Regions from separate parts of the Homo sapiens genome. Here all the other regions are linked to region 4. Evidence: chromatin contacts called from ENCODE Hi-C or POLR2A ChIA-PET data. All regions are on one chromosome and are shown on one strand. Each heading gives the region's core, a stretch centred on a gene start or an enhancer-like site at or near the end of the contact. The rest is flanking DNA. Distances are from core to core; before and after follow the strand shown. Region 1 has its middle 52 kb from the start of LINC01358. Region 2 has its middle 12 kb from the start of LINC01358. Region 3 overlaps FGGY (FGGY carbohydrate kinase domain containing). Region 4 overlaps FGGY (FGGY carbohydrate kinase domain containing).

Region 1 (3,376 bases), core at 601-3,100, 460 kb after region 4:
GGTTTTATCATTCTTCCTATCTCTTTTGCCAAACATTGTCATGACATAGAGTGGAAAACCACAAATCTTTATTTTATTTTTTAAAAATGAAATAAATGTTTATATGTATTTATATTGTTGAAGAGAAAAGCATAGCTTCATTAAAAGATAACGAGCAATATTGAGGCACATATTTTCTAGGAACTCAGCAGTGGATATTAGATTAGCCTACTGAGAATTTGTAAGAGTTGGCTAGTCCTTAAGGGATGGGAAGGATTTAAAGAGGCTGGACATAGCCCTCCAGCCAAATCACACAGCTTTCACCTTCAGGTTTATTTGCTGGGGTGGAGAAGAATGTGACAGACCTGAGTTCAAATCTTCAGGCTGCCAGTTTCTAGCTGTGGGACCTTGAGCAAGTCATCCATCCCTGACCTTCAGATGAGCTCCCCTAGGTTTCTTTCCTGTACCTGGAAGGGCCCCCTCCAGACCTTTGTATGCCTGTAAAGTCCTACTTGACTCCTTCTCCCCCAAGAACTAAGGCTTCTCCCTCTTTTGTCCCAGCCACACCGGACTGAAATGATCTGGGCCCAAGGGTCCTCTGGGATTCTTTTCCATGCATGTGTCTTTTTCTCTTTTTTCTTGGAGGAGAACCACAGCTTTATTAATAACACTTTAAAAATTTTTATACACATACAAATGTATAATTCAAATATGACAAATATAAAAATTAGTTAATTCTAGGTGGTGGAACAAATGGTAATTTGTCAAGTTGTCTGTGCTTTGTTTTTAATATTTTTGAAACTACATGTTTACTGTAAAATAAAGCCAACTATTATATTCATTTAGAAAACAATATTCCTCTTCCTCATTCTCTCACCTGATTATCACTTTTGTTTGTTTGTTTGTTGTTTGCTTTAATTTTTTAATTTTTTTATCTTTTAAGTTCTGGGGTATAAGTGCAGGATGTGCAGGTTTGTTGCATAAGTAAATGTGTATCACAGTGGTTTGTGGTACCTATCAACCCTTCACCTAGGTGTTAACCCTAGCATGCATTAGCTCTTTTCTCTAATGCTTTCCCCACTCCCCTCCCCCAACAGGCCCCAGTGTGTGTTGTTCCCCTCCCTGTGTCCATGTGTTCTCATTGTTCAGCTCCCACTTATGAGTGAGAACATGTGGTGTTTGGTTTTCTGTTCCTGTGTTAGTTTGCTGAGGATAATGGCTTCCAGCTTCATCCATGTCCCTGCAAAGGACATAATCTCATTCCTTTTTATGGCTGCATAGTATTCCATGGTGTATATGTACCATATTTTCTTTATCTAGTCTATCATTGATGGGCATTTGGGCTGACTTTTTTCTACAGCAGCCACTGAGCTAGCTCAGAATGGGGCAGCCCCTTTAGCAACCCAGGATGCCCAGTGCCAATCTCAGTGCCTGGCATGGAATAGACTGTCAGTAAATAGTTGCTGACTTGAACTAAACTGAATGGAATTGCTCCAAATATTCACCAGGAATAAATTATTTTAAAGTACAATTTTGACATTGTTTTTAAAAACGATCTTAGAGCTAAATACATAACTAAAAAAAAAAATACATGCTGAAAAACACATCCACACAAACAAACATGTATGCAAACAAACATTTGCCAAACACAACTCTAGGAGGCTTTTGCAGACTTGTCTGCCATTTAAGGCCTGTAATTTCCCTCTTGGCTGACACTGGCTTTGGCCTGGGCCATGTTTCACAGACTCCTGGCAGGCAGCCTCGTTGGGCTTTGCTTAGCTTTTTTTTTTTTTTTTTTTTCTTTCATCAGACTTGAAACTGAAGCGACAGGACTTTCTGAAACCTTCTGTCAGCTGTAGCTGCCACGCTTCATGTAACCTCCTTACCCCTCCCAGGTTCTGTGGCTTTATAAATGTGTCTAGAGGTCCAGGAACAAGGTAGTAAACAGTGGATTCCTTCTAGAAGGAATAAAGAGGGTTCAGGAGGCACCACCCAGTCTGGGGACTGCCTGTGAACCAGGCCAGGCCCCTACTCCCCCAGAGCAGATTAGATCTGATGGTCTGGACTGCTGGCCAACTTTCAGCATGAAAAAGGTAGAGATACTGGAGAGGAAGTAAAGGAACATGAAAACAAAACCAAATGAACTCTGTTGTGCTGCTGACATGGGTAAAACTTGTATGAACCTAACTGCTGGAGGAAAGTGGGGGCAGCTGGTTTATTCTACGGAGTTCTAGTGTGAGATGCAGCTCATGTTTCTATGCCAATTTCTAATGAGCAAGCTACCCCACTTCTCTGAGCCTCATTTCCTTATCCATGAACTGGATAATATCTACCTTGCAGGGCCAATGTGAGGTTGAATGAATTCATGTTTGTAAGGAGATAAGCGCTTCATAGAAGGTTAATAAATAATAGTTTTTTTTATGGTAAAAGAGCCCCCAATCACAAAACTAGAAGACCCCATTAGAGGGATCCAGTTCCCACTCCTCCCTACACCACTTAAAGTGTAGCCTTCTCCATAGTTGCCTCTCCCAGCCCACGCTCATAGGCTCCCCCAGGGAGCCTGCTGCATCCTGGGGAAATTCTCGCTACTAGAAAGTTTTTCCTTGGGCTGAATCAAAATTGATGTCTCTGCAGCTTTCACCTATTGGGCCTTCCCCCTCAAGAACACTGAAAACAAGTCTATACCCTCCACCTCTCTGCAGTCTTCAGCATAGAGGACAGCTCTCAAGCCCTCTTTGAGGTGTCAACAGAAGTCTTGAGGCTTTAGTTAGGTATATACACATACAATATACATATATACTATATATATACACACATATATATACATATATATGTATGTATATTGTATGTGTATATGTGTATGTATATATCTATATATGTATGTGTATATGTATCCCATACATACGAAGAAAGAGAGAGTGTAAGGTATATTTATATACACTCATATGTAAGTATGTAGAGGCAACTACAAGGGCCTCTGTAGGCAAATACATGTGTACCTATCCAGGACTTGCGAGGTCCAGGAGGGCTTCTTAGAGGAGGTAATGTTTAACCTGAGTAGGCAGTGTAAAGTGCATGTGCAGTCCCACAGCTAATAGTGAGGAACCCAGCCTCAGGAGCATGCCCCTCTGCTGTAGCAGTGGGTGACAGTTGGCATCAACAAAGTGTGTGAAGCTAGATATCATTATTGTCCATTTGTAATTGTTTGTTATTATCCAAATTAACCTTTCTAGGCCCAGTTTCCTCAGTAGCCTTGGCCCATTCTTCTGACAGCATGTTTCTTGATTTGCCTCTGTAATAAACAGGGAGACCTGGGTTTGAGTCAGGCTCTGTCACTCACAAGCTGGGCAGCCACTCCTCTGGGCCTTGGTTTCCACATTGCGAGATGAGAACCTAC
Region 2 (3,107 bases), core at 312-2,811, 420 kb after region 4:
AAAAAAAAAAAAAATAGCCGCCTGGGCACGGTGGGTCACACCTGTAATCCCAACACTGTGGGAGGCCAAAGTGGGGGGATCACCTGAGGTTGGGAGTTCAAGATCAGCCTGACCAACATGGAGAAACCATGTCTCTACTAAAAACACAAAATTAGCCAGGCGTGGTGGCACATGCCTATAATCCCAGCTACTCGGGAAGCTGAGGCAGGAGAATTGCTTGAACCCAGGAGGCAGAGGTTGCAGTGAGCCGAGATTGCGCCACTGCACTCCAGCCTGGGCAACAAGAGCAAAACTCCGTCTCAAAAAAAAAAAAAATAGCCATCAACATAATGAAGGAGGTAGATTTTAATTCTTACCACTCACTTTCAGGCTTTAATCTCCAGGTTCCTATAGACATACAGGTTGGGGACTCTTGGTAAACCATAACTTTCAACATGCAGGCACTCATTTTGACAAACAAATCAGATATTCTCTACCTTCAACGTTGATTAAACTTTCTAAATAATGTCAGTATACTGACTAAAGACAAATTAAAGCACACTTGTTGAGCCATACCTCCTAGAAGCCCTGCCACAGGTCCCTTCTTCAGCGTCACTGAAGAAGCATCACATGACTATTTGAAATTAATAATACCTCTTGTCAGACATGTACTGCATTTGTGTACAAAACATTTTCCTATCCCTTTTTTCTTATTATCCTCAGAAAAGTGCTATGAGTTAGAGGTTCCTAGTCCAATATGCAGATGAGAGAATTCTTTAGATTGGCAGTGACCCTCATTGGAAAGAGCACTGTGTCTGGGTTCAAGCCCTTGTGAGGTGTCAAGCCAGGGCTTCCCTTTCCTGGCCTTAATCTCTATACCATGTGGAGGTGGTCAGACAAGATAGCTTGTACCAACCCATCTACTCTGAAATTCTGTGAAAGAAGAGCAGAATTTTATAACTGTAAGCATATTCACCCTCCTTTGCAATGGCACAAAACAGCCCCAATTTAAAATAAACTATGAACCTTGGTGGGCAGGTTTAGAGCTTTAGTATCCATTTTGCTCTTCTGCCCCAGTTCTGCCCATGTCTCTGTAGGCCCAGAACACCTTGCCATGTCTCCTTAGCACAGGTTTTTAGAAGGAATGAATTCCTGACTGTGAAAACTTAAACTGGTCCTCTGAAGAAAGTGAGGCTCAGAGAGGTTCAGTACCTTGTCTGGGGACACACAGCTGGTGAATGACATAGTTCAATGCAAGCAGCATGCAGGACAGCAACAGTCTGTGTAGAGGTGTTCCAGGTAAGAGCATTTTCTCTGTGATTCCTCCTGGGGCTGTATGTCAGGTGAATTCAGATCTGTCCTTGAGGTTAGGCCCTTTTAGGTCAGATTCGAGAAGCAACCCTTGGCCTTTTGGAGGTCTGAGGCATCTGCTTTTAAAATATACAGAGGGCCCGATGGCATTACAAGGCAAGGCTGTGGATATATCCGAGCCAATGTGGACACATGTTTGGTTCTGAAGCCAAAGGTTTGCAATTGGCTGGAGTGGCCCAGTGGGTGGCGGTTTGTCTAGCTGATGGTCTGGCACCGTCATGAGTCACAGCCTCAGGAGACAGAACCATGTGCCTGGAGATAGCACTGCCTGGGCCACCCTGAGCCCTGGTCTGTAGTATCCTCTCCACCTCTCTACTTTGGTTTCCTCCTCGGAAAATGAGAAGACAATGCGAATTCCCAGAACTGTTCTGAAGCATAAGACCACCGACTTCACATCTCAGCTTGTCTCCTTGCTGTGTGATTTGGGGCATGGTATTTAATCATCTGAGCCTGGCTTCCTTCATCTGTCAAATGAGCATAACAATGATGTCTCCAAAAGGTTGTGGTTCAGATGAGATAAAATCCTAAGAGTAAGGAGCCTGGCACTTAGGAGAAAGGCAGCCATTTTTGTTAGACTATGAAAGAGTTTTAGGAAACAGAAAGAGCCGCTGCAGTCTACGGTGGAGGTGAAGGCAGCATCACTTCTGTGTTGTTGTTATTATCCTTGACAGATGGGCCTGGACGAGAGGTCTGAGGTGAGTTGGGGAAGGCATGAGTCATGTGAGGGCAGCCCCCGGAGCTCCCAGTGCAAGAGGCACTGCATTTTAAACTAGTTGTGGAATTCATTCCACTGCCTTTTTCAGCCCCAAAGACACTGGAAAAAAATAAAATAAAAAGCAAACCACAGCATTTTCAGGCCTCCCACTGGTTTTGCCTTTCTTCCCCCAACGTATTGTTTTTGGGAAGGGCTGTTTCAGCCACAGCGCTGTCAAGAAAACAAGGTGGTTTCCCTTGACCCTTGGCAACCAACACATGCTTTTTCCTACGCTTTGGTGCAGAAGCCCACAAGTGATTTTTAAAAATAATAAAATTCTTCTCTATAAATAAACCCTTATGCTTTCTGCTGTGGGTCTTGGATGGATGAGTTTCTTCTTCTTTCTGAACTCAGTAAGGGCTAAGTTCCCCTCCACAGAGGAACTGCACATTGTGAAGCAAGGGATATTTTGGTGAATCACCTGCCATTGCGTTTTCCACCAATGCAGGAATGGCAAAGTTCTGGAACTTTTACTTAAAGATCCACCATTCCTCAAGAAGACCTATAGCCTCCACGGAATACCCTATCCCCTCTTCCTCTAGAGATTTTACTACTGCTACCGTTACTGGTTTTCCAGAGTCTGACAAATTAAGCATTTATAAGAATTGACTCAGTGACCGCAGAGCAACAGAAAGAGGATGAGTTTTAGAGTCCAGAGACCTGGGTGTGAATTTTAACTTTGCTCCTGACTAACTGTGTAACTCTGGACAAAAGGCTTATATAATTTTGGGCAAGTTACTTAACATCTATGTTAAATGTATGCCTGCCTTGTTTTTGGGATTCCTGAAATGGATATAAATGGTCCATAACTCATGGAGCTGTGGTGAAAATTAAATGGAAAAAAAAATGCATTTGAAGCCCCAAGTACACAGTAGGTACTCAATAAATGGTAATTGGTATCGGGTAAGTTCTCAGCATGACTAGTTATGATCAAGAAAAAGAAGGCTCATGCAGCGCGGACTTGGAAGTGGGATTTGATGAAGGGACAACAATTTATAGGGAT
Region 3 (3,614 bases), core at 1,000-3,499, 260 kb before region 4:
GACCCACAAATACTTTTTCTATCCATGGCAAAAGAGCAGAGGGGTTGTTTTTGAGATTTTAGCAGCCCATGCAATGTTCTCTACAGCCCCTAGGTGTCACTATTGCAAAACTAACAGAAGCCTGAACCGTCAAAAAGAAAAAGTACATTTAATATGAAACACTTTCAATAACTATGCAAAAGGCAGACATCATTTAATACAGAAGCTACAAACAATTTAGTATCTCTAATTGAATTTTTAATTTCCTTTTAAACTCAAAGGCTCACCCCAAGAAGAAGAAAAATATCATTTTTTAGCCAGAAAAAAAATCTCAGAACTGTTCTTTCTCCTAACATTTACACTGAGGGACTCAGCTGAAGCTCACGATACTAAAAGTTTGTGGTATAATTTGTTTTATAATCAAGATTGGTTTGATAGTACAAAAGCTTTCAGAGTAAAAATGTAAGACAGTAAATGAGAGCTGGCTGGAAGGAAAAATGTAGCTATGTTAGTTTGATATTCAACCAAAAGCTATAATCTTATTAAACATATTTAAACATGGTTTTCATTTAGATTTGGCAGCTTGATTAATGGGGATGTATTAAATAATACCTGGCTGCTAGGAGCATATTTAGGAATCAGTGCCACATAAAACATACGACATGTACAATTCAGTTTCATTATTATTTAAGGTTCTCTGTTCTCTTGGCTGTGGGCACACACATATTAAAAATTAAGTACACGCACTCAATGTATGCGCTGCGCTTTTAAAGGGCTTTCTCTTTAAGCAGAAAGATGAAATGGAAAACGAACTCAACTCTGGTGAAAGGTAATGGATTCATCCCTTTGGGGACAGCTGTCCTGTTTATCAAAAGAAAGGGGAGAGGTGGGTCAGAAGCAAGAAAAAAAAATTCCCAAGTGGTCAGCAAAGAGAGACGCCCAACTTCAGAGGGGAGCTGAAATCAGTTTCTACACCCAGGCTTCCTTCTTTGTCACAGTTGAGAGGTCGAATGAATGGTATGTTTAACCATGAGGCCATGGGGGAATTGAGATGCTGATTCCCAGAGCATTATAGAAACACTTTGGTAATGGGGGTGTGGGGGTTGGAGGGGAGTGTGAAGAAGCATCTGTAGTTTTTCTGGGCATAATGCTAGGTACTGACCAAGGGGTGGGAACTGCGGGGTGGGCATGGTTCTGACTAGCTGGGAAGATAGAAAAGTATGAAGTAAAGGACCAAGTATCATAATAGAGTTCTACTCAGTGTTTTTGATGAGAAAAAAATGATACATATGACATGCAGAACCTTATCAATAAATTATCTTTCTCCCCTTTCAAATGACATGAGGTTCCCTAATAATCTTTGGGCTGGAACAAGACATCTCAGAGAGGCCAAAATGTCATATATCACATTACATTTCTAAACAACCCAATGGGACAGGGAAAAGTACTATTAATATTTTAACTTTGGAAACTATGTTTAAATCCAGAAAAAATACAGAAAGCATCTCATCAATCAGAAGGAAAAAAAAGACATGCTTTTTTGATAAAAGTATTATTATCTCTATGTACAGATTACAGAACTGAGGCTCAGAGAGTTCAATCACGTTACCCAAGATCACATATTTAGTAAGTTTCAGAGGTAGGACTGGAACCCAAGCTTGTCTTATTTGAAAACCCACTTTTAAAATCTTCAACTCTCATTGCTTCTCTGATTGACTGAAGCCTTGGGCAGAAGAAACAAAGAAAATAGGGGGTGATGTGGAGGGGCACAGCATGCAATTCTGTTTACCTCTTGTGTCACCTACTTGCAAAAGACTGGAAGAAGAGAGTCTGATTTCTTCTCAAATACTGCTTCCCATTGCTGCTATCGTCCACAACTGAGCTATCTATTTCCCCCACTGGAAAGAAGTCACAAAAATGTTAAGCACGCCAAAGTCTTCACAGCGACGATGGTTATAATCAGCAGATCACAGAGAACAAGCTATGTTGCATTAAGAATACAACCAAGAAGGAAGGAAATTCTGATACGTGCTACAGCATGGATAAACCTTGAGAACATTATGCTAAATGCAATTAGCCAGTCAACAAAAGACAAATGCTGTATGATTCCACTTATATGAGGTATCTAAAGAGTAGTTAAATTCACAGAGACAGAAAGTAGAATGGTGGTTGCTAGGGGTTGGGGGAGGGGGCAATGCAGAGTTATTGTTTAACGGGTAAAGTTTCAGTTTTGCAAGATGAAAAGAGTTCCGGAGATGGATGGTGGTGATGGTTGCACAATAATGTGAATGAACTTAATACCACCAAACCGTACACTTAAAAATGGTTAAGATGATAAATTTTATGTTATGTGTATTACAAACAAACAAAAGAATACAACCAGGACCACCTCCTCCAATGGTGATTTACAATTATGTACAATGTTCTCTTGCCTGGCACAATATGAAGCATGACCTTCAACATTTTCAAATTTTTTGAAGTAAAGGTATTTTTGTGGTATTTCCTCGCCACTTTTCTGGAAAGCAGTACATCTGGAGGTAAAGGGTTTTTTTTTTTCATGTAATTTTACATTTGCGTGTTTCATATGGATGCTTGTCCTGGTTTGATCAGCAACGAGCTCTCTGGCCATGCACAAAGCACTTCCCGTTTCTGGGTCTCAACTTCCTCATCTGTAAAAAGAGGGTTTGTGTGGGATGATCTCTAAGGGCCCTTCCAGTTCTCAGTTCAGATTCCTATTTTTCCAAATGCTAATAGTGTCTACACTCTTAGGTACACATTGCTTACTATTAACACTCATCAGATCCTTTTTGCGAGCCACTCGTCATTTCAGAAATACCTGCACTTGCTGCACTTTTCCTGGGGGCTAGACAGAGAGATGAAGGACACAGTGTGAGGTAGGTAGACAGAAAGAAAACAATTGAAAGGCCTCTTGGAAGGAGCACTGGACTGGGAGTCTGATGCTATGAGGTTTAGTCCTGGGCCCCCGCCACTTGCTCACCATGTGAATCAGGGAGGAAGAAAGCATTTACTGGGGCCTTTTATGCATGAGGCACTTTTATACATATTATCGTACTATTTCACACATTTTAGTAATTCAGGTCCTATCTTCACAATTATTTTCTTTTCTCAAGTACTACCTATAGTATTGATTAGTCATAAAATATTTCTTTAAGTCCTGGGAAAAAAACTTTTCTTTCTTTTTAAAATTTTCTAGGGAAAAATGTTCATGAAAACCCAGGTTTAATGCTAGGTACTTTTCTAGTATCTATTAAAACTTAGAAAAAGGGTGTCTATAAACCAGGACGTAGAATGCCTGAATGTCACTGGTGGTATGTCTGTACATTTTGGAAGATGACACTTGATCTTATTTTATCTCCATTTTTGGCTGCTGGTGCCCATGGAATTCAGCAACTCATCCAATTTTGAACCAGCAGAACTCACAGCAATGTGCTGGTTCATATTTCTCTCACTTTTAGAAGGAATATGTTCTAGAAAGTTGCATACACAGAACTTCCATGATTTTTAGATTTCATAGATGGCAACACTTCCAAAATGACTTGGGAGACTGACATATGGTTAGAAAGTTTTTATTTTGCTAAGAAGAAGCTCAAAGTTTTCTCTGACAAGTAATATAT
Region 4 (3,409 bases), core at 297-2,796:
GCTTCAAAGCCTCTGGCAAAATATCAACCTCTTTGTGCCTTAGGGTCCTCATTATAAAACAGGGGACATAATATCCACTAACTCACATTGGGCTGTTGTGAGGATTAAATACAAGTTGTCATTTGTAAAGGACATTGGACAGTGCTGGGCTAAGCTCTCCATGTATCTTGGATATTCTCATTGTCTCACTAATTTCCTGTCTATCACTGCTGCCGGATCCTGAGCACCTCATCTTTATCTGCCCCGCATCTGTCCCAGTATTTATATTAGGTACTCTGTCAATAAGGAGTTGTAAATTTTTGTCTGAAGACTTAAATTGGCCCAAAGACATATTTTGTTTAGCTGATGCAGAGACTTCAAAATGTGTAACTGTGAATGTCTTTAGGTTGGCAATATAGACAGTGTGTGTATCCCCCCCTCAAAATTCCTGTGTTGAAACCTAATCCTCAAGGTGATGGTATTTGGAGGTGGGGGGGGCTTTGGGAGGTGATTAGGTCATGAAGAAGTAGGGCCCTTGTAAAATGGATCCCAGAAAGCTCATTTACTCCTCCCGTCTTTTGAGGACACAGAGGAGATGGCTACCTATGAACCAGGAAGTGAGTCCTCACCAGACATGGAATAAACTGGGGCCTGGATCTTGGACTTCCTAGCCTCCAGAACAGTGAGAAATAATTTCCGTTGTTTATAAGCCACCCAGTCTATGGCATTTTTTAATAGCAGCCCAAAATGACTAAGACAGCTGGGTATGCCCTCTCTAGTTCCCTTGGGCCCCTCCCTACCCTGTCTTGTCGCATATCTGCCAGAGTGTTAAGTGTGTCCTGCCTCTGCAGGCACTCACTTGTGAACCCTTGAAAATGCTATTGCTTGGAATGTCTGTCACAAATACAAATGACACAAAGCCACACAAACCATTCACTTACCTCCCTCCAGCCCCCACTGGTACAATGAACCACAGAATCTGACTTCCCAATTTTTTTCATACTGTCATTCACCATATATTTACTGAATACCTTCTAGGTCCTAGAAACTGGCAGAAAAAGACACAAAGTCTGCCTTAACTGAACTTACAATTTGGTGCCCATGAACAATGATACTGTAGAGTTTTCTTGGGTGCAAAAGGTATACTGATAGTAAATCATACTAGGGAGTTTAAGCCTTTTGAGCAGATTATCTTATTGTGTTTTAATAATAATCCCATGGAGGTAGACAGGACAGGTAGGTTACTCTGTTTTGAAGGTAAACAAATCAAGGATCAAAGAAGCTAAGCATGTTGTCCAAAATGAAACAAATAATAAATGGCAGATCTTGAATTCATGTCTCTGTCACTAACAAAAACACTGCAAAGCAGGGAAGGGTTAACTCCATTTGTGTAATAAGCCATAAAGTTTCCTCCCTAAAGCATGCTACAGATCTAGAATTTAAAAAGGAAAACTGACATCCAAGCACTAACCAGCACGTGGGTAACGTAACCTACACTGGCTTAGACGGTGGGAAAATCATGACAACGGAGCTGGCGAAGAATGAGAAACTTGAGTTTCCAACAGAGTTCTCATTGGGCTCTATGTGTCACCAGTGACACATCTGGAAATAAAAGAGAGAAATCAGGAAACAGAATGCAGCCCCTGCTTTGCCAGGAAATTTACAAAAGCATATTTTTGGTTAAGGCAAAGAGATTTTGCCAGGTGGTACCATGCCAGACAGATGGTCTCCATGACCCAGTAAGAGCTGCTCCAGAGGGACCCTCTCTGGTATTCCCCGTGAAGGCCTGGCACACTGAGATCATTGCAGCCACCACCACAGGCAACCTGTGCTCCAGACACATGAGGCCTGGAAAATACATCATCATCTTTGAGAGATCCAGCAGCCTGAACAATTCTGAAAATGCCCTTTTCGGATATGAACACTACTCAAGGCTCCTTGGCCTTCATTTAATTTAAATCAGTGGTTCTTAATCAGGGACATTTTGTCTCCCAGCAGATAGCTGGCAATGCATGGAGATATTTTTGGTTTATCTGGCTGCGGGTGGGGATATGTGCTACTGGCAACTAGTGGGTAGAAGTCAGGGATGGTGCCACACATCCTGTCATGCACAATGGGACAGCCCCACAACAAAGAATTATCTGGCCCAAAATGTCAATGGTGCCAAGGTTAAGAAACCCTGATTTCAATGTCTAAAACTGATGGATACGCCCAGCCTTGGAGCTAGGCTCTACAGATACAAAGGTCAGTTGGATATGTCCTTTTCCTCAAGAAGTTCTGAATCTTGTGGGAGAGGTAATCATGTAAGGAAATAACTGGCATTTAGTGTGACTGGATTGAAAACTACCCACAGTCTAGTGGTGAGCTCTGAAGTAAGAGAGCTCCCAGTCAGAACGATAGCTTTGCCGTTTACTTATTAACTATGTGACCTCAGGCATGTCACTTAGCCTTTCAATCTCTTCTGAAACTAGGAATGGGAAATTATGATACTGATACTACTCCTACACCTCTTCTTCCTACTACTATTACAGCTTCTACTAGAGAAACACCACTGTGACTACTACTAGAATTGCTGCTGCTGCCATTACTACAGAGGTGGAGTACCAGACAGACAGGAGGCACAAAAGATTGGGAAGCAGAGATATTTACAAACTCTGGAAACTGCCACTAAAGGGGAAAAACTTTTTTCTGCATACTCATGACAATTTTTACATCACGTGTGTGAGGGATTTTCCCACACTAACCAATACTCTAACTCTTCAGAAACCAACCAGGTGTCCCACAATTCAATTCTAAACTAACTACCTGGAGTAAGGGCAGATCACACAGGTTAAGGCTTCAATCCAAGACTGCTCCCATTTCAGATGCCAATCAAAAGTCTAGGCCTTCCATACTTCTGACTGATCAGCTACATACTGGAGGTTCCCATAACCCCCTTTTTTCAGGTTTGATAATTTGCTATAATGGCTCACAAAACTCAGGGAAACACTCTACTTAAATTTACTGGCTTATTATAAAGAATACAAATACAAATGAACAGCCAGACAAAGAGGTACATAGGGCAAGGTATGTGGGAAGGGGTGGGGAGCTTTCATGCCCTCTCCAGGCACCTCCACTTGTTCACCAACCCGGGAGCTCTCCAAACCCCATCTTTCAGGGATTTTTAGGGATGATTCATCACACAGGCATGATTGCTTATTAACTCAATCTCCAGCCTCTCTCCCCTCCTGGTGGATTGGGTGGATGTGGGGAGTAGGGCTGAAAATTCTGAGCTGCTATCCATCACATGGTCTTTCTAGTGACCAAGTCCCATTCTGACCAACTCCCATTCTGAAGTTATCCAGGAGCCCAAGAGTCGCCTCATTAAAGCAAAAGATGCTCTATCGCTTAGGAAACCCCAAGGGATTTAGAAGCTCTGTTAGGAACCAGA

Evidence for each region. Hi-C counts contacts between places; a loop is a spot of excess contacts on that map. ChIA-PET counts read pairs that join two places held with the same protein, here RNA polymerase II (POLR2A). Pooled maps may share reads with other maps.
Region 1: a loop to region 4 is called in a pooled map, with 7 times the contacts of the local background. The contact joins two enhancer-like sites. A Hi-C loop is called at or near these places in 3 of 37 single-sample maps with no recorded cell type and 7 of 50 pooled maps.
Region 2: a loop to region 4 is called in a pooled map, with 18 times the contacts of the local background. The contact joins two enhancer-like sites. A Hi-C loop is called at or near these places in 6 of 37 single-sample maps with no recorded cell type and 10 of 50 pooled maps. POLR2A ChIA-PET finds 5 or more read pairs at or near these places in 1 of 52 experiments (MCF 10A).
Region 3: a loop to region 4 is called in a map of PC-3, with 7 times the contacts of the local background. The contact joins two enhancer-like sites. A Hi-C loop is called at or near these places in 10 of 168 maps with a recorded cell type or tissue (Calu3, GM12878, PC-3 and 6 more), 30 of 37 single-sample maps with no recorded cell type and 21 of 50 pooled maps. POLR2A ChIA-PET finds 5 or more read pairs at or near these places in 4 of 52 experiments (AG04449, BJ, MCF 10A and 1 more).

What each region holds. Positions count from the first base shown.
Region 1 is chr1:58,967,210-58,970,585 of GRCh38, reverse strand. No RefSeq gene overlaps it. Among named protein-coding and RNA genes, the nearest start is that of LINC01358, 52 kb to the left of the region's middle. RefSeq lists an enhancer at 1,845-2,004. Within about 2 kb of position 1,850, at least 26 of the 41 ENCODE cell types and tissues checked have a DNase peak (open chromatin) inside an H3K27ac peak, as active enhancers do.
Region 2 is chr1:59,007,250-59,010,356 of GRCh38, reverse strand. No RefSeq gene overlaps it. Among named protein-coding and RNA genes, the nearest start is that of LINC01358, 12 kb to the left of the region's middle. RefSeq lists enhancers at 1,920-1,989, 2,030-2,079, 2,100-2,149, 2,420-2,529. Within about 2 kb of position 1,561, at least 6 of the 41 ENCODE cell types and tissues checked have a DNase peak (open chromatin) inside an H3K27ac peak, as active enhancers do.
Region 3 is chr1:59,695,911-59,699,524 of GRCh38, reverse strand. The region is part of intron 14 of FGGY (FGGY carbohydrate kinase domain containing); the gene reads right to left. Among named protein-coding and RNA genes, the nearest start is that of MIR4711, 36 kb to the left of the region's middle. Within about 2 kb of position 2,249, at least 3 of the 41 ENCODE cell types and tissues checked have a DNase peak (open chromatin) inside an H3K27ac peak, as active enhancers do.
Region 4 is chr1:59,431,853-59,435,261 of GRCh38, reverse strand. All of the region lies in intron 5 of FGGY (FGGY carbohydrate kinase domain containing), which reads right to left. Among named protein-coding and RNA genes, the nearest start is that of FGGY, 140 kb to the right of the region's middle. Within about 2 kb of position 1,546, at least 5 of the 41 ENCODE cell types and tissues checked have a DNase peak (open chromatin) inside an H3K27ac peak, as active enhancers do.